Regions from separate parts of the Mus musculus genome. Here regions 2, 3 and 4 are each linked to region 1. Evidence: chromatin loops called from intact Hi-C (ENCODE). Cell type or tissue: heart. All regions are shown on one strand. Each heading gives the region's core, and the rest is flanking DNA. Links, peaks and the distances in the headings are about the cores only.

The links. Hi-C counts contacts between places; a loop is a spot of excess contacts. Peaks named below come from ENCODE experiments on the same cell type or tissue, not always from the same donor. Only the 100,000 strongest peaks of a DNase experiment are listed, where the experiment ranks them.
Region 2: a loop joins it to region 1, with 3 times the contacts of the local background. A loop is called at or near these places in 4 of 42 quality-filtered maps.
Region 3: a loop joins it to region 1, with 3 times the contacts of the local background. A loop is called at or near these places in 6 of 42 quality-filtered maps.
Region 4: it touches region 1 in a loop (4-fold over the local background); 3 of 42 quality-filtered maps call a loop at or near these places.

Annotation. Positions count from the first base shown.
Region 1 is chr1:10,226,508-10,232,203 of GRCm38, forward strand. The region is part of intron 1 of Arfgef1 (ADP-ribosylation factor guanine nucleotide-exchange factor 1(brefeldin A-inhibited)); the gene reads right to left. Among named protein-coding and RNA genes, the nearest start is that of Arfgef1, 3.3 kb to the right of the region's middle. In heart, for the core only: a CTCF peak has its summit at 2,698; a DNase peak (open chromatin) is centred at 2,654; H3K4me3 peaks cover 782 bases; H3K27ac peaks cover 1,408 bases.
Region 2 is chr1:10,756,942-10,762,637 of GRCm38, forward strand. No RefSeq gene overlaps it. Among named protein-coding and RNA genes, the nearest start is that of Cpa6, 40 kb to the left of the region's middle. In heart, for the core only: a CTCF peak has its summit at 2,854 (motif pointing left); no DNase peak of the experiment used is centred there.
Region 3 is chr1:10,428,178-10,433,177 of GRCm38, forward strand. All of the region lies in intron 6 of Cpa6 (carboxypeptidase A6), which reads right to left. Among named protein-coding and RNA genes, the nearest start is that of Gm25253, 120 kb to the right of the region's middle. In heart, for the core only: a CTCF peak has its summit at 1,945; no DNase peak of the experiment used is centred there.
Region 4 is chr1:10,037,355-10,043,050 of GRCm38, forward strand. It overlaps Cops5 (COP9 signalosome subunit 5), which reads right to left and starts at 805. Exons shown (of 8, transcript NM_013715.2): 1 at 316-805. The coding sequence starts at 458. It overlaps Cspp1 (centrosome and spindle pole associated protein 1), which reads left to right and starts at 864. Exons shown (of 30, transcript NM_026493.3): 1 at 864-990. In heart, for the core only: CTCF peaks have their summits at 525, 2,286 (motif pointing right) and 2,485; DNase peaks (open chromatin) are centred at 587, 767, 2,417 and 2,627; H3K4me3 peaks cover 3,256 bases; H3K27ac peaks cover 2,775 bases.

The sequences.
Region 1 (5,696 bases), core at 293-5,292:
ACATTCGCAAGCATATAGTCAGAAAGAATGTATGTTTTGGGCTGAAAAGATAGATGGTTCAGCAGTTAAGAGCACTGAGCACTCTTTCAGAGGACCTGGGTATGGTTCACGTTACACACATGCACCCTCGTAACTGGCTATAACTCCAGTTGGATGCAATCTAATGATTTCATCTGACTTACCAAAGGATGTATGCATGTATGTATGACTTACATACATACATGCAGGCAAAAGGCTCATATACATAAAAATATGCAAATTTGTAAAAATAAGGTAAAAATATTTTGCTTGGAACATCAATAATTTGTGTGTTTTTCTTTGTTAGATTTGTTTCCTCAATTGTCCACAAGGAATATGACAAACACTTCCTAAATTATTTTCTATTCATAATTTTATCTACGAGATAAAGGTTATCAGGAGAGTCAATTTAGTACCAGGAGACGCAAGGGAAACAAAAGGAAACTAGTCTTCGACCTTAGTCACCCCATGAACCTTTGTTTGACACAAGGTCTCCAGTAGCCCAGACTGACCTTGAACTGGTCCCTCCTATCTCCAGGTGCTCAGTTCTGAGACTGCAGGCCTGTAACACCACATCTGCTTTATTCATGGGTGGAGACTCCACAGAGGCAGTCCTGCATACCTGACAAGTACTCATCCACTGAGCTTCCAACCCAGCTGTTCTTGTTTTTGAGACAGGATCTGGTGTTGCCACCACCATCCTTAAACTCCTTGATCATCGTCGACCTAACAAGTGCTGGGATGACAGCATGTCCTTCTCTATGCCTGGCTACCAGCTACCTAACTGGAACGTGACTACCATTTTCCCTAAACACAGGACTGCTCGGAAGAACTGTCTCAGCAGCAGTTCTGGTCACTGCATTAACCACTCTGTCTTTTCTCTTAAACAGTGATCACCATGTGTCCCTGTGGCATTAACTACATTAAAGACTGAAAACGGTCTCATAAATCTAGGAGAAGGTAAATAAAATTCAGCAGGTTAGGTTGCTTTAGAGAATTTCATGTGCAGTTTAAACTCCCAATGGAAATAAGATTGTATCTGACTGTAACCTGAGCTTACTCTGTCAGCTCAATGTGTGGGTGAAGAGTTTCTCGAGAGACAGCACCCAAGGAGCTAAAGGGTCTGCAACCCTATCGAAGGAACAACATTATGATCTAACCAGTACCCCGGAGCTCTTGACTCTAGCTGCATATGTATCAAAAGATGGCCTAGTCGGCCATCACTGCAAAGAGAGGCCCATTGGACACACAAACTTTATATGCCCCAGTACAGGGGAACGCCAGGGCCAAAAAATGGGAATGAGTAGGTAGGGAAGTGGGGGGGGAGGGTGTGGGGGACTTTTGGGATAGCATTGGAAATGTAATTGAGGAAAATACGTAATAAAAAAAAAAGTTTCTCTAGAGGTTAGGCTTCACAACATTTTATCCATGGCCATTCTGAATAAAGGATCCTTAAAACCAACCTGAAATGTCAAAGTAAAGACCATATACACTGGATCTTTTTTTACTCAAAGATTCAGGCAGCTCAGGTACTGAACACCACCTTTTACTTTAGATAGCAAAGAAGACTTGCTAATTGATTAAAATTGTATCTTAAATGTGTTAGGAAGGTAGGAGGCAGCTCACTGGGAAAAGTGTACTGCACAAACATGAAGCCCTGAATTTGGAGTCCCAGCACCCACACAAAGCCAGGTATGCACAATGACACATATTTGCTACCCCAGTGCTGGGAGGTGAGGGTAGACAGGGGAAGAAAAGAGGCTCACTGCCCTGACAGTCTTACAAAGATGGTAATTTCTAGGTTGAATGGGAAGAAGGCCCTGTCTCAGATGGTGATAAGTAAAAGTACCACAAAACCAGCACCACAGACTTCAGCCTCCACTCATACTCTTTTATTACAGTACCACTTGAAATAAGAACAGGTTAGTGAGGCAGAAGCAAGGGAGTTCTGTAATATTTGCATCATGATATTACATTCTTATTACTGACAAGTTCAAGGTAGCTCACATCCCAACACTCGAGAGGCCAAAGTCACCCTGACTGCTGTATCTGGGTTAGTCTGGTCTGCGTAGCTAGCACCAAGCCAATCAAATCTATCTAGCAAGACCTTGTCTAAGTAAGGAAGTAAGTAAATAAATAAAGTATATATTTCTAGGGTAAATTATATTTATGGGTAACAAACTCATAAGAAAGCTAAGTCAACAGGATAATTTCACAGAATGAGTAACAATAGAAACTCATATTCTGCCTGAGGAAAACTGACTTCTCTTGCGTCCCTGCTGGTCCCCCTGGTCTGTCTTCCTGAAAACCTTCTCTCTCTCTTACTTTGCAACAGTGTCGATTCCAACCATGAACTTTCACTCCAACATCTGTAGTTATTATCACAGCTATCTAAAACCAGAAGTTGACTAGTTTACTTACATCCTAACATCAAAGAAACTCCTGAACCTAGAAGCCTGGCTGGAGGATGTCCCAACAGAACCTCCCCAAAGAGAAACAATGCCACCACCTTCAAGCTCTATCCTGAACAATCTTAAATTCTTTGAAACTAAAAATAGCTCAGCTGTTGTCTCATCTGCCAGCAGATGGCCAGACTATTTTTACTGCAGGATTCTCAAGAGCAGGCATGGATCACACTAAGCTAGGGCAGCAGAGAATCCCTCCATGTTCACTACACAGAACTACAGGGCAGGTACCAAGAGAGGGCAACCTGGAGCTAGCTGTTCCTGGGCTTCCTACTAATTTAACAAGGAAAGGCTCTTTTACAACCATTCTGTAAAATAAAATCTAACATGCTAGAAATTTTAAAATAAGCTTTAAATAATTGTATACCATTTAAAGATTCGTTACTGTTTGTAAACATTGAAAATTCATTTATATAGTATCTTTGAGAGTGGAAAATGTTTTTGCTATGAAACCCAACCAAGAAAGCCTGAAATTCATTCATGGCAATCTATCCTCCTAACTGCTGGCATTACGGGCATCAGTCACTGAACCTGACTTCTACTGTTTGTTTACAAAAAAGTTATATTTTAAGTCAAATAGAGTATTCTTAAGAGTTCATGATAAGCTCTAATTTTATGAGTATTATTTACAGAAAAATTCTTTTAACTGGTTATTATAATAAAGGGGAGATAAACATAACAAATATCAATGATCTGAATTCTACTTGAATGCCAATAAAATTTTTTTCAAACAAAACCAGAAAAGGATTCAAAGTCTGGCATAGCGCATGTTTCCTAGCTTACTGCCCATCTCCTTTCAGCTCCGTGTTAAGTGTTCAACAACATCTAAAGAGAGAATGAATATATATAGAAATATTCACAAGGGTTTTAACAATAGCCACACACACCAGTAGGCACCAGTAATCTCAGTACCTTGGAGGCAGAGGCAGGAGGACTGCCATAAGTTCTATAGTTCAAGGGTAGCCTGGTCTACATAATGAGTTCCAAGTCAGCCAGTGATAGATAGCAGCTATCCCAAACTTAATACTGACAGATGACTGGAAGAAAAAAAAATCAGGGGTTATTTACCATGAGACTGCATACTGAAAATTTACTTTATAGAGAGCTAAATGTAACTTTTATGAAATATGGAAAATGCCTCTTGTTAAAAACAAAAACACCCAAAAAACTTCCTGTAAACAAAGTACTCTGGTACTCGTTAAATGGCAAAAGATTTAAAGAGCACACCATCAAGAATTCCTATGCCTAAAAATGTCAGGGCTGCAGTTAAGGGAGCTACAGACTTTCTGAAGAAATGTAGAGCGGCAAGAATACCAGATGTATCTAGCAGAAGAACGCACTCACATTCACTGAGTCCACTACCCTTAACTGGACTGAGAAAGTCCAAGCACAGTAATACTGAACTGTAACAAAAGATGGACTTAAACCCCAGACTCTCATTTCGATGAGCTGCCAACATACTCATTTTAGTATTTGGAAAGAGAAAAAAAGTACATAAAAACCAGTTTACTTAAAACCTGTAAATGTGTATGCTTTAGCATACTGGAAATACTTTCTGGGTTTGGATATTTTTCAGTTGATAGAATGCTTGCCACTACAAATGAATCCCTGGGTTCCATCCTCTGCATTGCACCTCTAAAACAAGCCGTCATTTGTCTATAATCCCAGAATTCAAAATCAGAGACAGTGGTTTAGGAAAGTTCAAGTTGTCCTCAGCTACAAAGAAATATTAGGCCAGCCTGGGCTACTTGGAACCTGTCTGCATGCCCCCATGCCCCTTGCTTAAAAAAAAAAAAAAAAAAAAAAAAGGAAAAAAAATGGACACACATACTCTAACACAGCAAAGCTTAGTTCTTAAATACTAAAGCTTTAATTTGAATTTCATTTGTTTTTTTACCCTGCCAGGTTACTGAAAACCCTACAGCACACAATAATTTTAAAAGTTCTTAAAACCCTTCCTATCACTCCAATTAATAATGACTTCTTTCAGGACCCAAATATAAATTCAATTTTTGCAACTGTACAATAGTCTTCTCATTCACCTGGAAACGTGTTGTTAGTTACAATAACAAAATGGGAACTTATGACCAATGAAGGGCAAAGGAAGGAACTATTTAAGTCCACTATACTACTACATTAACAACAAAACACCACCAACAAAAAGGACCATTTTTTGGTGGATGTTAAACAAATCCAGTTGATGTTTTTCATATTACTAAGTATTGAGAAAAAAAGGAGGAAGGGCGGCTGTAACATTTGGAGTAAGTTAAATGGTAGTCTTAAGTCAAAACTTAAATGCAAAATTGTCTCTAACCTATCTGGACCCCTTACTTTAGCATAAAGTTAGTTTGTCCCCTTTCAAAAATGTTTTTCAAAAATCACTTTTAACCATTTTCATTTCTTGCAAAGTTGAGCTGCTCTGGTCCAGGGCTATAAACAAAAGGGTAAGCATCACAAATTTATCTGTGTTAAATGTTCTGGCTTCTCCCTTAACAATTCTCTTATTGATGGATGCACTAGACCTACCAAACCTACCGCAAACAAATCGTTATCTGCCTACAATGGTTTTATAGGTATTGTTTGGGATTTGCCCTGCTGTGGCTTCATTACACTAGACCTCTTCTGTCTGAACTATAAATCACAACTGAAGCTTGAGAACAGCTGCCACTGTCCAGACATGTGGCTGGTGGGTGTCATTGTCTTTCTCTTTTCTCTCATTTCACACACACCCCTTTCTGTGTTACCTAAAGTCAATTTATCTAAAGGTTCTTTCCTTCCACATTTCCACACAGACACGGCCACCGCCACCCCCTTAACCTCTAGTCTTGTTCTTCCAGGTCAGCCCAGTAGGTTACATTACTACTCTTTTTTCCTGTAGCTGGGGCAGAGAGATGGCAAACTCGAGGCACCTTTTGCAACCCCCTTTCTCGAGACTGTCAACGAGGGAACAACTTCAACCTTTCTTCCCAAAGTACCACGCCAAATCATAAAGTTATTGTAATTGCAATACGGAACCCTCCCCCACGCTCAGTCTCGTCAGATCGGCCCCACCTCAATTTCTAAGCTAATAAACAACAGCTCATCTTCTGCTCCATCACAAAGGATGACATTCTGTCCGCACCGCAGGGGCCACCAACAACCCTCCCCCCATCCCGTCCTGTGGACCACTCGAAGCCAGGTGCCTCGCGATCCGTAACCATCTCGAGTTCCAGG
Region 2 (5,696 bases), core at 359-5,358, 530 kb after region 1:
TTTGTGATTATAAGCACATGTAATCATGCCTGTCTTTCAAAATGTAAGTTCTGAGGCTTGATTTCAGGTCTTCATGTTGCGAGGTAATTACACTATTGAGTGAGATAACCTCCTAACCCCAATTTTATTTTAATATTTATAATAGAATAATTTATAGAATAGACAGAGTTGATAAAATCCTGATGCTTCTGACCTAGAAGAATGTTGCAGAGAGCATTAATTAACAAGAGTTGAATTTAGGTGTGACAAATGCTCTGCAAATTATCTAGGTGTCTCTATTTCCCAATGCCCTATTTGCTAATACATACATACCACTTTTGCATGCATTCTTTGATTACCTCATCCACAGCAGCCTCCGGAGGTATGGTTGCTACTTTACATATTTTACACAGAAGGAAATTGAAGCCCAGAGGGTTAGGTGATTTGCCTAGAGTCTCTTGGGAAATGCAATTGAATTGCAAAGCAGATCTCTGGCTCCAGACATTAGCGAGAATAGGAAGTGGATTTCGAGCTAGGAATCAGTGTATGAGTAGTGTTTAAGAAATATTATGGAAGCTAAAGTGAAGGTACTGCACTATGCAGGCTCTCCTTGCTATAATATTTTGTGTAACAAACATTGTATTAGTAAATTGTCATGTACTGTTTGAGAATCTAGTTCTAGAATTGTTGTGCTCCTCACCCACTGCATTTCAGAACCAAGATGCTTATCTCAAAGTACTCTCCAGGGCGCCTTATCTGTCAATGATCTGTCCCCCTAACTCTGTAACAGGGAGAAGTAGCCCCCAAGTTAAATCACTGGGCACTTTAGAGAAGCTAGAAGGTAAACTATTTCCAGTGGATGTTACTCTTATTTATTTATTTATTTATTTCATGATGTAAAAGTGTCCACAGTCTGAGAGAGGGGCCTGATATTCAGCCATAGGAAGTTCAGCTATGGAGAGAAAGGTCAGTTGGGAACTCCAGCTGGCTACCTCAAAATCTCAATTTCTACTGGATATTTTAAGCATTTGATTTGGTGTTTGGCATTTTATCTATCTATCTATCTATCTATCTATCTATCTATCTATCTATCTATCTATCTATCTATCCATCCATCTCTCATCTACCTATTTCTGTTTATTATTTAACTTTGACTTGCAATGTGCTTATAAACTTACTCACTCAAATTTGAAAATATGTTATTATAGATCATTCTGCAGACTACACAAAACATATTGGTTCTTAATAATTCTGTGCTGTACAGCAGCTGATCCTTGAAGACAATAATAAAGGATCTTTCAAGGACTGAGGTGGAGAAGAAATGATAGATCTTGTCAGCTCTGTAGTGGAATGAACTATGCATTAGCATGATGAAGAAATTGTGATTGTGTGACAGAAAGTTGGAAATTTATCAAACTTTAACCAAAGCAACCCAGAAATAATCTCAAAGAAGCCATGCCAAAATCTGGGTTCATTTAGTAAGGGGAAGAATAGTTAATTTTTTTTACCTGGCTAGGACAAGGACTAAGAACAAGTTAGGCTATAGAGAATCTTAAGGCAGTTGGGTAGATCTATTATTATAAAACTGTTATGTTTTCATTGGGAATTTTATGTAGTACTTAATACATTTGAAAATACCTCTTGATAGACTTTCAAGGAGCTAATGACAGCAGCATTAATAATCCCAGACCCCATTACAAATACAGGGCACAGGAAAGAGCAGATCTGGTAGCAGTACCTGTCTAAGCTGTGTTACAGAGTTGTGGGACCCGGCAGAGCTTGACCATTGTGGGGGTGAGCTCCAGATGAGCAAATGAATGCACAAAACCCATCTGTCTATCTGCCCCAAACACATCCATCTGCCAGTAGCACACTGTCTGCCCCCACAGCCCAACTATCTGCCCCCACAGCCCAACTATCTGCCCCCACAGCCCAACTATCTGCCCCCAGCACATCTATCTGCCCCCACAGCCCAACTATCTGCCCCCAGCACATCTATCTGCCCCCAGCACATCTATCTGCCCCCACAGCACATCTATCTGCCCCCACAGCACATCTATCTGCCCCCAGCACATCTATCTGCCCCCAGCACATCTATCTGCGCCCAGCACATCTATCTGCCCCCACAGCACATCTATCTGCCCCCAGCACATCTATCTGCGCCCAGCACATCTATCTGCCCCCAGCACATCTATCTGCCCCCAGCACATCTATCTGCCCCCAGCACATCTATCTGCGCCCAGCACATCTATCTGCCCCCAGCACATCTATCTGCCCCCAGCACATCTATCTGCGCCCAGCACATCTATCTGCCCCCAGCACATCTATCTGCCCCCAGCACATCTATCTGCCCCCAGCACATCTATCTGCCCCCAGCACATCTATCTGCCCCCAGCACATCTATCTGCCCCCAGCACATCTATCTGCCCCCAGCACATCTATCTGTGCCCAGCACACTATCTGCCCCAGCACATCTATCTGTGCCCAGCACATCTATCTGTGCCCAGCACATCTATCTGTGCCCAGCACACTATCTGCCCCAGCACACTATCTGTGCCCAGCACATCTATCTGCCCCTAGCACACTATCTGTGCTCAGCACATCTATCTGTGCCCAGCACACTATCTGTGCCCAGCATACTATCTGCCCCAGCACACTATCTGTGCCCAGCACATCTATCTGCCCCTAGCACACTATCTGTGCCCCAGCACACTATCTGTGCCCAGCACACTATCTGCCCCAGCACACTATCTGTACCCTTTTTTGATCCACTTGAACTAAGCAGCCAACTGGAGAATGTATGGCTTTCCTTGTACCTCTCTCACTGGGAGATGGGGCTGTGATCAATGTGCACATCTGCCACCTGGTGGTGGTGTTGTCTTTGTAAATTAATAAGTTGCCTTGTGGTTTCTAGATGTCCATCCTGTTGTTAGAATTGGTTTTCACTAGGGATTTTATGCACTGCTTGATACATTTGAAAATATCTCTCAATAGACTTTTGAGGACTAGTGTCCAGCTTTGTTAGTAATTTCAGGCCCCATTACAGATATAGGAGACAGGAAAGATCAGATATGGGTATGGATTCTGTCTAAGCTGTTAGAAAGGTATCATGTGGGACCTGCCATAGGCTTGCCCATTGTGGGGATGAATTCACGATGACCAAATGGCTGGCCATGGATGTCTACAAGGCTGAGAACAAGACTTTGTACTCTTGGGAATTTGCCAAGTTCACTGTAACTTTGGTGGTCAGTCAACCAGATAGTCTTCTTAGGAGTGAGAATTGCTGCCAGTGCAAACATCAAGGCAATTTCTACCAAGGAATTGGGAGATCTGACCTTGACTGCTCTTCATGATGAGGTTACGGTAGCAATCATAATCTATGGGGATTAGTTTTTTACTTTTGCTAATTCGCAGGGGGAAAACATCCACACAGCCAGAACTCCAAGCCAAGTACCATCTCATGACTGCATCTATCTAAACAGCGAATGCTAACTAACAGCACATGTTATCACATGTCCATGAGGTCATACATAGGTTTAAAGAGCTCTAAGGTGGTACACTTATGCATATATAACTATTATAATGTGCTCAGTAGGTATTAAAACCAAATAGTTCCTGTTTGTAAGTTATTTGTAATACTTTTCCCAAATCATGATCTCTTTCTGTCGTTCTTTCTTTCTTTCTTTCTTTCTTTCTTTCTTTCTTTTTTTTTTTTTTTTTGGTTGTTTGAGACAGGGTTTCTCTGTGTAGCCTTGGCTGTCCTGGAACTCACTCTGTAGAGCAGGCTGGCCTCAAACTCAGAAATCCACCTGCCTCTGCCCTCCAAGCGCTGGGAATAAAGGCATGTGCCACCACTGCCCAGTGTTTCTATTAAAGAGCTGCTTTTTTTTTTTTTTTTGGCAAAGTGTCCACACTTTGGTCTTCGTTCTTCAGTTTAATGTGTTTAGAAAATTGTATCTTATATCTTGGGTATCCTAAGATTCTGGGCTAATATCCACTTATCAGTGAGTACAGATTGTGTGAGTTCCTTTGTGATTGGGTTACCTCACTCAGGATGATGCCCTCCAGGTCCATCCATTTGCCTAGGAATTTCATAAATTCATTCTTGTTAATAGCTGAGTAGTACTCCATTGTGTAGATGTACCACATTTTCTGTATCCATTCCTCTGTTGAGGGGCATCTGGGTTCTTTCCAGCTTCTGGCTATTATAAATAAGGCTGCTATGAACGTAGTGGAGCATGTGTCCTTCTTACCAGTTGGGACATCTTCTGGATATATGCCCAGGAGAGGTATTGAGGGATCCTCCAGTAGTATTATGTCCAATTTTCTGAGGAATCGCCAGACTGTTTTCCAGAGTGGTTGTACAAGCTTTCAATCCCAGCAACAATGGAGGAATGTTCCTCTTTCTCCACATCCTTGCCAGCATCTGCTGTCACCTGAACTTTTGATCTTAGCCATTCTGACTGGTGTGAGGTGGAATCTCCGGGTTGTTTTGATTTGCATTTCCCTGATGATTAAGGATGTTGAACATTTTTTCAGGTGCTTCTCTGCCATTCGGTATTCCTCAGGTGAGAATTCTTTGTTCAGATCTGAGCCCCATTTTTAAATGGGGTTATTTGATTTTCTGGAGTCCACCTTCTTGAGTTCTTTATATATATTGGATATTAGTCCCCTATCCGATTTGGGATAGGTAAAGATCCTTTCCCAATCTGTTGGTGGTCTTTTTGTCTTATTGACGGTGTCTTTTGCCTTGCAGAAACTTTGCAATTTTATGAGGTCCCATTTATCGATTCTCGATCTTACAGCACAAGCATTGCTGTTCTATTCAGGAATTTTTCCCCTGTGCCCATATCTTCAAGGCTTTTCCCTATTTTCTCCTCTATAAGTTTCAGTGTCTCTGGTTCATGTGGAGTTCCTTAATCCACTTAGATTTGACCTTAGTACAAGGAGATAGAAATGTAGATTTGACTTAGTACAAGGAGATACTTACGTAGATTTGACCTTAGATAGAAATGGATCAATTTGCATGATAACCGATAGTTGTGCCAGCACCATTTGTTGAAAATGCTGTCTTTTTTCCACTGGATGGTTTTAACTCCCTTGTCAAAGATCAAGTGACCATAGGTGTATGGGTTCATCTCTGGGTCTTCAATTCTGTTCCATTGGTCTGCTTGTCTGTCACTATACCAGTACCATGCAGTTTTTATCACAATTGCTCTGTAGTACAGCTTTAGGTCAGGCATGGTGATTCCACCAGAGGTTCTTTTATCCTTGAGAAGAGTTTTTGCTATCCTAGGTTTTTTGTTACTCCAGATGAATCTGCTGATTGCCCTTTCTAATTCGTTGAAGAATTGAGTTGGAATTTTGATGGGGGTTGCATTGAATCTGTAGATTGCTTTTGGCAAGATAGCCATTTTTACTATATTGATCCTGCCAATCCATGAGCATGGGAGATCTTTCCATCTTCTGAGATCTTCTTTAATTTCTTTCTTCAGAGACTTGAAGTTCTTATCATACAGATCTTTCTCTTCTTTAGTTAGAGTCACACCAAGGTATTTTATATTATTTGTGACTATTGAGAAGGGTGTTGTTTCCCTAATTTCTTTCTCAGCCTGTTTATCCTTTGTACACAGAAAGGCCATTGACTTGCTTGAGTTAATTTTATATCCAGATACTTCATTGAAGCTGTTTATCAGGCTTAGGACACAATTGAAAGC
Region 3 (5,000 bases), core at 1-5,000, 200 kb after region 1:
GCCTGTCAATCTGAGTTTGATCTCTGGATCTCACAGTACAAAGAGAGACCCTACTCTCTAAAGTTTTCTTCTGATTTCCATATTTGATTATGGCATGTGTGTGCATAAACACACACATATAAACTCAGATATGTACACTCATATAGGCAATAACTCTTTGAGTGTTTGGTAAAAGTCCGTTGTGAAATCAACTGATCTTGAGGTTTCTTTGTTGGAAACTTATCAATAACTTCTTCAGTATCTTTATTTGTTATTGATATGTTGAAGTATCTTAATTCTTCATGATCCAATCTTAGCAAGTTACATTATTTCCCTCTAGGAATTCACCCATTTTCTTAAGGTTATACAATTTTTGGAAATCATATGTAATAGTCTCTTGTTATCCTTTTACATTCTGATATTTCTATTTTAGTCATCACTTGGACTTATTATTTTATTCATTCATAACTTTTCTTTATTCTTAGGCTAGAAGCTAATTGATTATGTTTCTTTTTTTTTCAAAAATCCAAATTCAGTTGTATTGAAATTTTTATATTACAATTTTTCTATTCTCTATTTATTCTGATCTCTAATATTTCCTTCAGTCTGGTAATTTTATGGTTAGCCTGGTATTTTCCTAACTATGGAAGCATATGTTAGTTGATGTGGTGGTCATGCCCTCAGTTGGTTTTGATTGGTAAATAAAGTTGCTGGCAGCCAGTGGCTGAGCAGGAAGACAGAGGTGGGACTTTAGGACTGAGGAAGGAGCAGGGGGAGAGATAGTTGCCATGCCAGGAAAGAAGTAGAAGCTGTACCTGAGAGGTGCCTAACAGAAAACATTGTCATCATGTAGGTGTCAGGGAATTCAGCCTGAGAGGGCTACAAGTCTGCATCCAGGGCAGCCAAGATGACATATAGGTTTTAGTAAGTAATAACTCAGGAATATTGGAGGGGAATGTGTTAACCACATGGAGGTTTGGAAGTGGCTCAACCATTGAGCTGTTTTAGGCATATTAAAATATAAGGTTGTGTGTGTGTGTTTCATTTGAGAACCCAGAATACTGAGGTGGGTAATGAGGAGCACCCCCTCCACCACCACAGCCAAGAATAGAGTTATTTGGGTTCAGCAATACTTTGTGACCTAGAATTTTATCAATTTTTGTGAATACTTCATTTGTCCTTGAAAACAACATGTAGCCTGTAAGTATTGAATGTTGAGTCTCTGTGTATTAGACTATTTTTACTATACTAGTTATGTCTCTCATCCCATACTTTTACTATACAGCTTTAAGCTACCTTAATCACTGAAACTTAGGAAAATCTAATTTTTATATTTAAGGGTTTTTGGGTTTCTCTGCCATGTCATCTTTTGTTTAATATATTATCAGGTCTTTTATTTTAAAGATCCTTATTTCTGAATATTAATCAAGAATGTGATTTTTGAGTGTTCTATTCAGGAATGGGTTGAATCTAGAACTCCTGCCAGTATGTGTTCTTCTACTGTACAACAATCAGGGTGATAATGTCATGCACATGCTAAATTTGTGATTTCTATAACTCCCTAAGAATTGCAGCTATCCTCTATCTGGTCAGACAAAGCAAGAATAATCATGATATGATGACCGAGGAGTATTGCTCGGGCAGGGTAATTGAGGCTTGACTGCTTCAAGCAGTAAGGATGCAGGCCTTCCCCTTTCCTGTGGTTTAATTTTCTACAGAGATAATGATAATGTGTCTACTTTCTGTTGTTCAACTCACGACCATAAAAAACAGAAGTGTGCCGTGCTTTTATTTGAATGTATAGACACATACCATCATTTACACAGAGAAAGAGGTGCCTATGAATCCATTACATCTGATTCTGGTGAGTTTAATTTCTGGAGTATGATTGTTGCTTGTGGGAATTACATAGGGATCTGACAGCCAGTCACAAAACCATGCACCACATGCCTCAGTGTGGTTAGTCCTTGGAACTGCACTCATTGGCTCCACTAGGTTTGAAAATGTTTTACTAAAACAGATTTTGATTTAAATTCTGTTCAGAAAAGATATCAAAGTTTTAAATATTATATTCTGAAGGAGATAAAAGATAGAGATGGTATTCATCTAGATCATGACAGGGGTTACTTAAGAAAGAGAACTGATATATTTATATATTAGAGTTTATTATGTACCAAGACTGCTTTGGATTCCCCTTAAATATATATACACTACAAATCAGAATTTACAAAAACAAATGTGTGGTATAAGATAAAAGGTAAAAACACTAATTCTTTGTTTGGTGGGAGAAAGAAGACCTTGTCTTCTGTTCACTATTTTTGGATCTGGTTAGGTGTTGCTTCAAGCTCCATGACAACCTGGAATAAAGGGTCATCATTTTACAGACCAGAATTATTGGCTCTTTAGAAAATGTAGCTTTTAAGATTTCTTCTATTGCTGTTTTTTTTTCTAGTAGAATCACTTGTACAAAAAAATAATCACACAGTCAGTGAAGAACTCCTTGGGAGGGCTGGGAGTGTTACAACTGGGCCACAGGAAGGGGCATGGCCACCATCAATCAGGAAAAGCATCCTCACTTGGACCACCATGGAGTAAAATGATTTAGAAAGAAAGCACACTTCAACACCAAAGTTGGGGCATCTCAGCAAAAGATGCTACATAAATCTCAAGAGTGGAGAAACTGCTTAGAGGAAGAGACTTTGTCAGGAATCAGCAGGGGAGGAGCTTGGTCTATAAAGCTTATTATTGCCAGCAGAGTCCAAGATGCCTGTTGAATATGAAATAGTTGGAGTTGGCTAAATAAGAGTTTGAAAGATTCACAAACAATAAACTCGGTTAATATGGGATGAAGAAATGAACATCATATGCTAATCCTATAAATTCTAGTCGTGTACCCCCAGTCCTCCCTGCCCTGTGTGTGTTTGTTCATGTGTGTGCAGACACATGCACATGGAGGCCAGGGGTCAACCTCAGCTATCATTCTGCAGGAACTGTCCATCTTGTGGTTGAGACAGGGATTCTATTGGGTTCTGTGGCCTGTGAATTTGGCTAGGCTGGCAGGCCAGCAGTCCCCAGAATCCTCCTGTCATTGTGAGCCATATACCTAGGTCTTGTAAAACTGAGCTTCTGGGCACTGAACTTGGGTCCTAGTGTTTACAAGGAAAGCTCTTGATCTATCTCCTAGTGTGTAGCTTTTATCCTTAATTTATATTGTAACCACCTAGAATGACCAGTGGGAAAAGTGGAGGCTGAGAAATAGCCTGTATTTTTAAATAAAGCTGAATATGTGAAATATTTTGTGTCACTAGGAAGAAAATAGTATTAGATACCTTTTACTTTTTTTTTCTAAGTCAATTCACTTGGAATAAAGGGTTATCATTTTGTAGATAGAGGTTTTGTAAATTGTGTACCAAGACAGCATACTACCAATGGTTAGCTATGTTTGGTCATAATGAGCCAGCATCATGCCTGGCATTTTGAAGGCATATCATACAAAGGAAAAGAGAGCTGAGTACAGGTGTTTTTTTCTTCACAGAACTTAGATAAACACAAATTTCAGTTACTGGAGTTTTGTTAAATAAAATAAGTCCTCTCACACATTGTAATGCTCAGTTAGCATAGCTCGGGCTTCTATTGCTAAAATGCCACAGCGGTAAAGAATGGTCATCAAAGCTTCCATGCTTTTCTCAAAGTTTGCTACTGGATGATTTGTCATGGTGCATCTCTTATTCAGTAGACAGAAAATGATGTAGCTCTGTACCACCCCTTGTCTAATGGTATAAGCCTACATGGTATCTATATACGTGGATGACGCAAAGAGAGCTGTCGACTAAGATGAAAAATGATAAAGCTGGAGGTAAAATTTGAATCAAGCTGAACAGTGTTTTGAGCAGAGTGCTAAGAATGTTGACACAGCCTATCACACCTCCAGAGAGGCAGCCAGACACAAATGTCTACCTACATGAAGGAAATGATGGAGCTGAAACAGAGATGACCCAGAAGTGAAGCTGACAATATGTCACATTAAAAGAATTGTCAGAAGTGTCTCACAACAGGGAAAGTGCAAAAGACAAACATTGGAAGTTGATCCAGCTAAGGAGGGACCATTATGATTAGCAATGGGGAATTTTTAGAAGATATTTGTGTCAAATTGCAAGTTATACAGAGGAAAAGCACACACAATCCAAACTACCCTCTTTTTTTTAAAAGACACAATTCTTAGTATTTCTCATGATTTATATTTCAATATAATAAACAAATAATAGCTAGCTTTTTATTTTTATGGCTTCTAAATTATTTATTACCAAAAGTGACATTTTAATAGTTTGGAAAAATCCTAAGAGACTCATAGTCCTTTCTAATTCCTGAGGCTGCCTAGTTTCATCTTTCCTGCCCATCCCCTTCTTTGGAGCTGTTTTGTAATGCAAGAGTTGCTTTAGAGACCATGGCCAGAGGCTTCCCAGTCATTAGATGGTGGAAGAGGATGGATGTGATGGGTTTAAGTGTAAATGACCGAGCATCCCACTGTGTCTAACATATCACAATATGTGAAGCACAGGAGAAAGATACATCAAGGACATGGAAAACTACAAAGACTGGGTGAAGAAAGAGGTTGTGAGAATGTGGGACCAATGCATTAAGGAGCAAGCAGAAATCAAATTGAGTTATTACCATTACTCAGAAGGACAGAGAACCACGTCCAATAATGTTAAAGGATGGGCCACTTTCATATGATGAGCCATTTTTCATCATGCCCCACAACACCCAGAAGCAGCTCCACTCCCAGGCACTCTAACATGCCAGCGATCAGAGGATCCCAGGATCCCAGGAGCTTGGTCACACCAGATTCTCAAGGTCCCAAAGGCAGCTTGACTCCCAGGAGCTCAGACATACCCAGATCTCATGATTGCAGGATCCCAGCACCCTCACAGGACCCTCCACGGGATCTTAAGACCTCTGGTGAGTGGAACACAACTTCTGCCAGGAGGCAGGTTCGAACACCAGATATCTGGGCACCTTCC
Region 4 (5,696 bases), core at 303-5,302, 190 kb before region 1:
AACTGCATGTAGCCACCAGGTTCAAGGCAGAGTGTGTGAGATTTACAAAAATAATCATGTTGACAAAAGTCGCACCCCAAGTCAGCCCTTTACACGCCCTGAAGGCAAGAAACTTTCTAAAAGGGGAATCGAAGCAGGCCCTAGAGGACAGGTAAGGCTCTACTGACAAGGCAGACTAAGGCCACTGTGGCCAATATTCGGTCGACGCCCCACAGAAAGCCAAGCTCACCACACCCTTCATCTCCCACCCCTCGCGGGTCTCTCACAGTCCCGCCATCCCTGCCCTCCCCTGCGTCTCGCCAGGGACCTCCTCACTCCTTAGTCCAGGGTTTCGCCGCCAGGATTTCTTGTTGTTGTTTTTTGTCATATTTGTAGATTTCATCGATACTCTGCGCTTCCTGCATGTTGTTGGCCAATTCCCAGGTTTTCTGGGCCATACCACTCCCGGAAGCTGCCATGGCCGAGGCACCGGAGAAGCTGTCGCTCCACAATCAAGATGCAACTTTCTTCTACTGGGCCTCAGCGTGCGGGCTTTGGACCTTCCCCACCAGGGTGCACACTCACTAGACTCTCAAGGCAGCCATGACACTTGAGACCGGAGGTGACGTTGGTCCAGACCATTCGCGCGCTGGGGCGCGGCGGCGGCGCAGCGACATAGAAAACACTTCCTTAGGGTTGGCTCGGCTCGGCTCGGCTAAGATCAGTCTTGCCGGTGAAACGAGAACATGCTGGCTCGGAAATCCGTTCGTGTGAACTGCGAGGGACGCAAAGCCTCGGTGTGGGAATGGTACAGCCTTTCGCGCCGGAAGGCGGGACTATTGGCCTGCCAGGAAGGAGTCGGCCGGCTCGGCTCGTACTGCGCAGACTCAGATGCCACCATATTGTGTGTAGGAGGAAACTTGAGTTTGGGGAATTATGTTTATGTGAGTGTAGGTGCTTCAAACGAAATAAATTGTTTGGAATACTAAATATCTCTAGAGAAACAGAGGTGTAAGTATCTCCGGATTATTGGTTTTGGAGGGGGAAGATCGCGTGACTCTTTTAAGATAATTTGCGGTGTGTTAAGCCTCCGGGGTTTGTGGTTGGCGTTCCGCTTTTGTGTTTTCGCTACTGTTGCGAGGTGGCAAGCAAAAGTTACCGGTTGCTAAGATTAACTTTTTTAGGGACTTTATAGGGTAACATTTTATACAAGTGTTAGGAGCGGTGAATGCCTTAGGCGCTACTTTTTAAAAAAGGTTTGTCTCAGTGCAGATTTAATCTCCGCAACCTGTGCCTTCCAGCAGTTAATGTGAAATTTGTTTCAGTCGTATTTTTAGGTTTTCTTCCCTCACATTCTCATCCCCAATTGCCCACTAGACTGTAAGTTGAAGGCATGCATGAAATTTGTGTTTTATTTAATTCTAATATATTTAATTTTTTTCGTAACACGGTTCTTAAAGACTTCTCCAGCTTCATCATCTTCTTTTAGCTCCCCCAACCCAGTTTTTCATTCTATTAGAACTTTTTTCCTTGGCTTAGTAATATATTAGTTGTTAGGCATTGCTTGAAATGCACTTCTTGACATTTCTGCTTTAGAGCACACAGATTTTAAAAAGCACAGCTCGGAGATGCCTTTCCTTAACTCTTCGTCAGTAACTGCTCCTTCACAGGAATTCGAAGGCTCTGTAGCTGCTTCACCTGGACCCCGGGGTTTTTGCAGTTCTGGAACTATGTAGTCCAGGCTGGCCTCAAACTCGAGAGCTGCCTGCTTGAGTGCTGGGATTCAAGGCGTGCACCACTACTGCCCGTCTGTATCCTCTTCTAATGCAGGTGCTTTTGCCTGGGCTGCAGGAGACCCTGTTTCAAAAAGTCAAGGAGCTGGGCAAACAAAACAGAGCAAGGACATTGCAACATTCTTCTAATTCCAGTACTTGGGAGGTGGAGAATGGAGAATCAAGAGTTCCAACCCCGCTTTCTCCCTGGACTATTGGAGACAAAATAACGAAACCAAAAATAAAAATAGAATCTTCTTAAAGTATAACTTCGGGCACACTAGGGACATTAGAGTACATTAGTATCTTAAGTTCTTTCTGAGAAGCTTGTGTAAGCTTGTTCCAGTGGTCACAATACACAGCCACTCGAAACATACAGAATAACATGTTGAAATGGTAATGAAAGCCCAGGACAGAGAGTTGACCAGACTGCTGGTGCGGACATTCCTTCTCTCACATCCACACTTCGTGACTGGAGACCGTCCTGGGCTTGGATGGCTGGGATTTAGCCTGGGAGTGGTCACATTTCAGGAATCCCTGGGCGCAGCAGCGGGTGCACCGGGTGGCCTCCGGGGCTGCAGGGGGCGCCCTCGGCCGCGCGGCCTCCGCCAGCAGCCCGAGGGGCGGGGCCGCGCCTGGCCGTTGGTGGAGGGCGGGCGGGGGGCTGGGCCTGGGAGGCGGAGTCCTGAGCGGGCGACCGGTTTTTAGGTCCGCGCCGGAGTCGCCGGAACCACGGACTGTGGAGCCCGCTGGGAGCGTGGCTTCTCGCTGGGAGTAAGTCGGTGGGTAGCGGGTGTGGACGGCTGTGCGAAGAGTCGGCGCCCTGGCGCGGGAGGCCGGCCCGGGTCGCTGTAGCCGGGCGGGGGTTCGAGCCTGCCGGGCGGAGCCGGGAAGCTCCGGGGTGTTGTGGGGGCAGGGCTTGAGGCGCGGGTCGCGAGGCGGTGGCCCGGCTTGGCCCCAGGTGCTGGTCTCGAGGCTGCCGGGCTGGGGGCGGTGCCCTGCACGCGCGCTGCAGACTCCCGGGCGGCCTCTGGGCCCGCCGGTTGCCTGACAACGCGTTGACGCTTTCAGAGGCATCTGCCACCCGCTGCGTCTCTGGAGACCTTAGTGGCTCTCCTGCGCCTTCTCTTCTGCTGGCGCATCGCTGCTAAGCCTCGCAGAGTGCTTGCACCCGGAGGGTTGGTTAATGTTTAACACTTTGCAAGTTAAACTTAATCTTCTCCATATCCCTATGAAATCTGTTGCTTTTCTCTCACTGTGGTTGCTTGATGAGAGAACTTTCTCTGCCTTGATAGTGTATCTTTGTGTGGAATTAGAATCTGGTTTGAAAGAAATACGTACTGTGTGTATGTATATACACACACACACACATATATATATACACACACATACATATATATATGTGTATGATGTGTGTGTGTGTGTATCTTAATTTTCTCTCCTCCTACAGAATCCCAGCTGTCAAACTCCGTCATCATGGCTGCAAGTGTCTACGTTTTGAGCCATTTTTTCCAGACCCAAATCAAGTTTTCATTAAATGTTAGCAGTGAGACTCATCTTTTGAGATATATCTGGCTCTGAAGATAATAAGATTAAGAAGCTAACGTAGAAGTTTTGATAAGACTTAGTTTTCAAACAGTTTGTACAGTGTAAGGTCCTAAAAGCAATCAAAACAATTTTATAGCTGGGTGTGGTGGCACATGCCTTTAATCCCACCACTTTGGAGACAGAGGTAAGCAGATCTCTTGAGTTCTAAGCCAACCAGAGTTATATAGTGAGACCCTGCCTCCAGGGGGGAAAGAAAAGAAAAGAAAAAAAGGCTTTATAGAAAGCCAGTTATTCTAAGAAGCTAAGTTTTATGTGGAAGAATGGCTTGTCATGTTGATAAGCAAAAAAGAGCTCCAAAAAAGTAGGGAGACACTTTTTTTTGTTTTGTTTTGTTTTGCCCCCCCTTTTTTTGTGAACTTGCTGGTGTGAAGTATTTGCTGACGTGCTCCCATAGAGAGGCTCTTTCTCTCTGGAATCTCTGGGATGGCCTGGGAGGGGAGCAGATAGGTTCAGATAAGGCAAACAGGAAAGGATGCTTTCAGGACACCTTTTCTTTAGCAAAATTCAGAGTGATTTGTCCAGATTTGGATGGTACTCATAGTCAAATGCTCATGTATATGCTAAGGAGAAGAAGACTGTGAGACCCTTTCTGGCTAGTTCAATGAGAAACTTCATTTTCCCCTCTGTCTTTTATGCCTGCCCTTGTTCTTGTCTACATCTTATTTCTCCCTGAGCATCTGTCCCTAGTCCTTTTTTCTTGTAGTAGAGTCATTTTTTTTTGCAGGTAGCTGCCTCTTTTTTTTTTTTTTTTTGTTTCATTTTAACCTCATACTATAGGTAAGATTTATTATGAATTTTTAATTAGAATTTAATTAAAATTTTTCCCACTTCCTGATGGCAAAGTTCTGTTCTCTTACACTTTTTCCGAAGTCACCCAGTTCAAGCTCCAGTCATATAATTATTTCCCAGCGCCCTCTTACTAAGAAACTCGGGTTGCCATTATTGTGTGTTCTTGATGCGTCCATACATCAGTGCAGTAGTAGTTCATCTAAATTGTTTAACTACAGTATTGCTCCTAATAGCCTTTGGCAAAAGGTCATTACTGGGGAAAAGGCTATTGGTTAATAGATAGTTTATTGTAGTTACTGTTACCTAAGATGAGTTTCAGAAGTTGTAATAATAATTGGTACTAAGTTACTGTTAGGAGGGAATCCTGACATTTTATCCAGCTTCAGGTCTTCCGCATTCATTCAAGTGAACATTGCCCAGCATTTACTTGTGGGTTATCCCTACCTGTGTTCATTTGACCCCATGTTTGTCCTTGTATCTTAAAGTAGTTACGTTCTGTTTTGATGGAGTATATTGAAGATTGACTGCTTAAACTTGGGATCTTTTCTGCCTGCCTCTGTCCTGAGTAGGGAGTAACTGGGATGGCAAGTACTTACCATTTCTGTCTGTTGAAAACACTTACTTACCGCTTAAGTAAACATCTTTGATGTTGTTCAAATTTGATTCTTGAATTTTAACCATGTTTGGAAATTTCTGTTAGCATGTCTTACTAGTTTCAACTTAATGTATGTGAACTAAACTTTTTCAAACCAGACAGCTTGCTGGGATTTGTGTTTTTAGGGTTCCATATCTCCAGGCCTTGTGGCATTAGTGACTAGTAGCTCCTTTTTGTCCCATATTTTGTTACTGAATTTGATACGTTTTTAGAAAAAAAAATTTTTTTTCCCCTAGAAACTAGAAACATTACAGTTTCTGTCCAGTGTGGTGATGCATACCTTTGATCTCAGCACTCTGGCTGGATAGATAGATAGGTGGGTATCTTAGAGTGGAAGGCCAACCTGATCTACATAGTAATTTCAGGTAGAGAGATTCCTTCCTTCCTTCCTTCCTTCCTTCCTTCCTTCCTTCTTTCCTTCTTTCTTTCTTTCTTTCTTTCTTCCTTTCTTTCTTTCTTTCTTAGGTTTATTTATTATTATATATGTAAGTACACTGTAGCTGTCTTCAGACACTCCAGAAGAGGATGTCACATCTCATTACGGATGGTTGTGAGCCACCATGTGGTTGCTGGGAATTGAACTCAGGACCTCTGAAAGGGCAGTCAGTGCTCTTAACCTCAGAGCCATCTCTCCAGCCCCCGAGAGATCCTTTCTTAAAAACAAGAATAACAAAACTAGCTTTGGTGAAGAAAGTAATCTTTTTACGAAGTTGTAAATAATATACACTGAACACACAGGTCTTGCAGCTGTTGTGGGTTGTAAGAGTGAGAGCTGGCTCATTCCCAGAACTCAGCATTTCCCAGCAGCCCTCCCCATCTTCCAGCTCCTGGATTCTTTCCCTCCTTTCCAGGATGCTCTCGAGTCCTGGCTGTGTGAACATAGATGTCCTTTT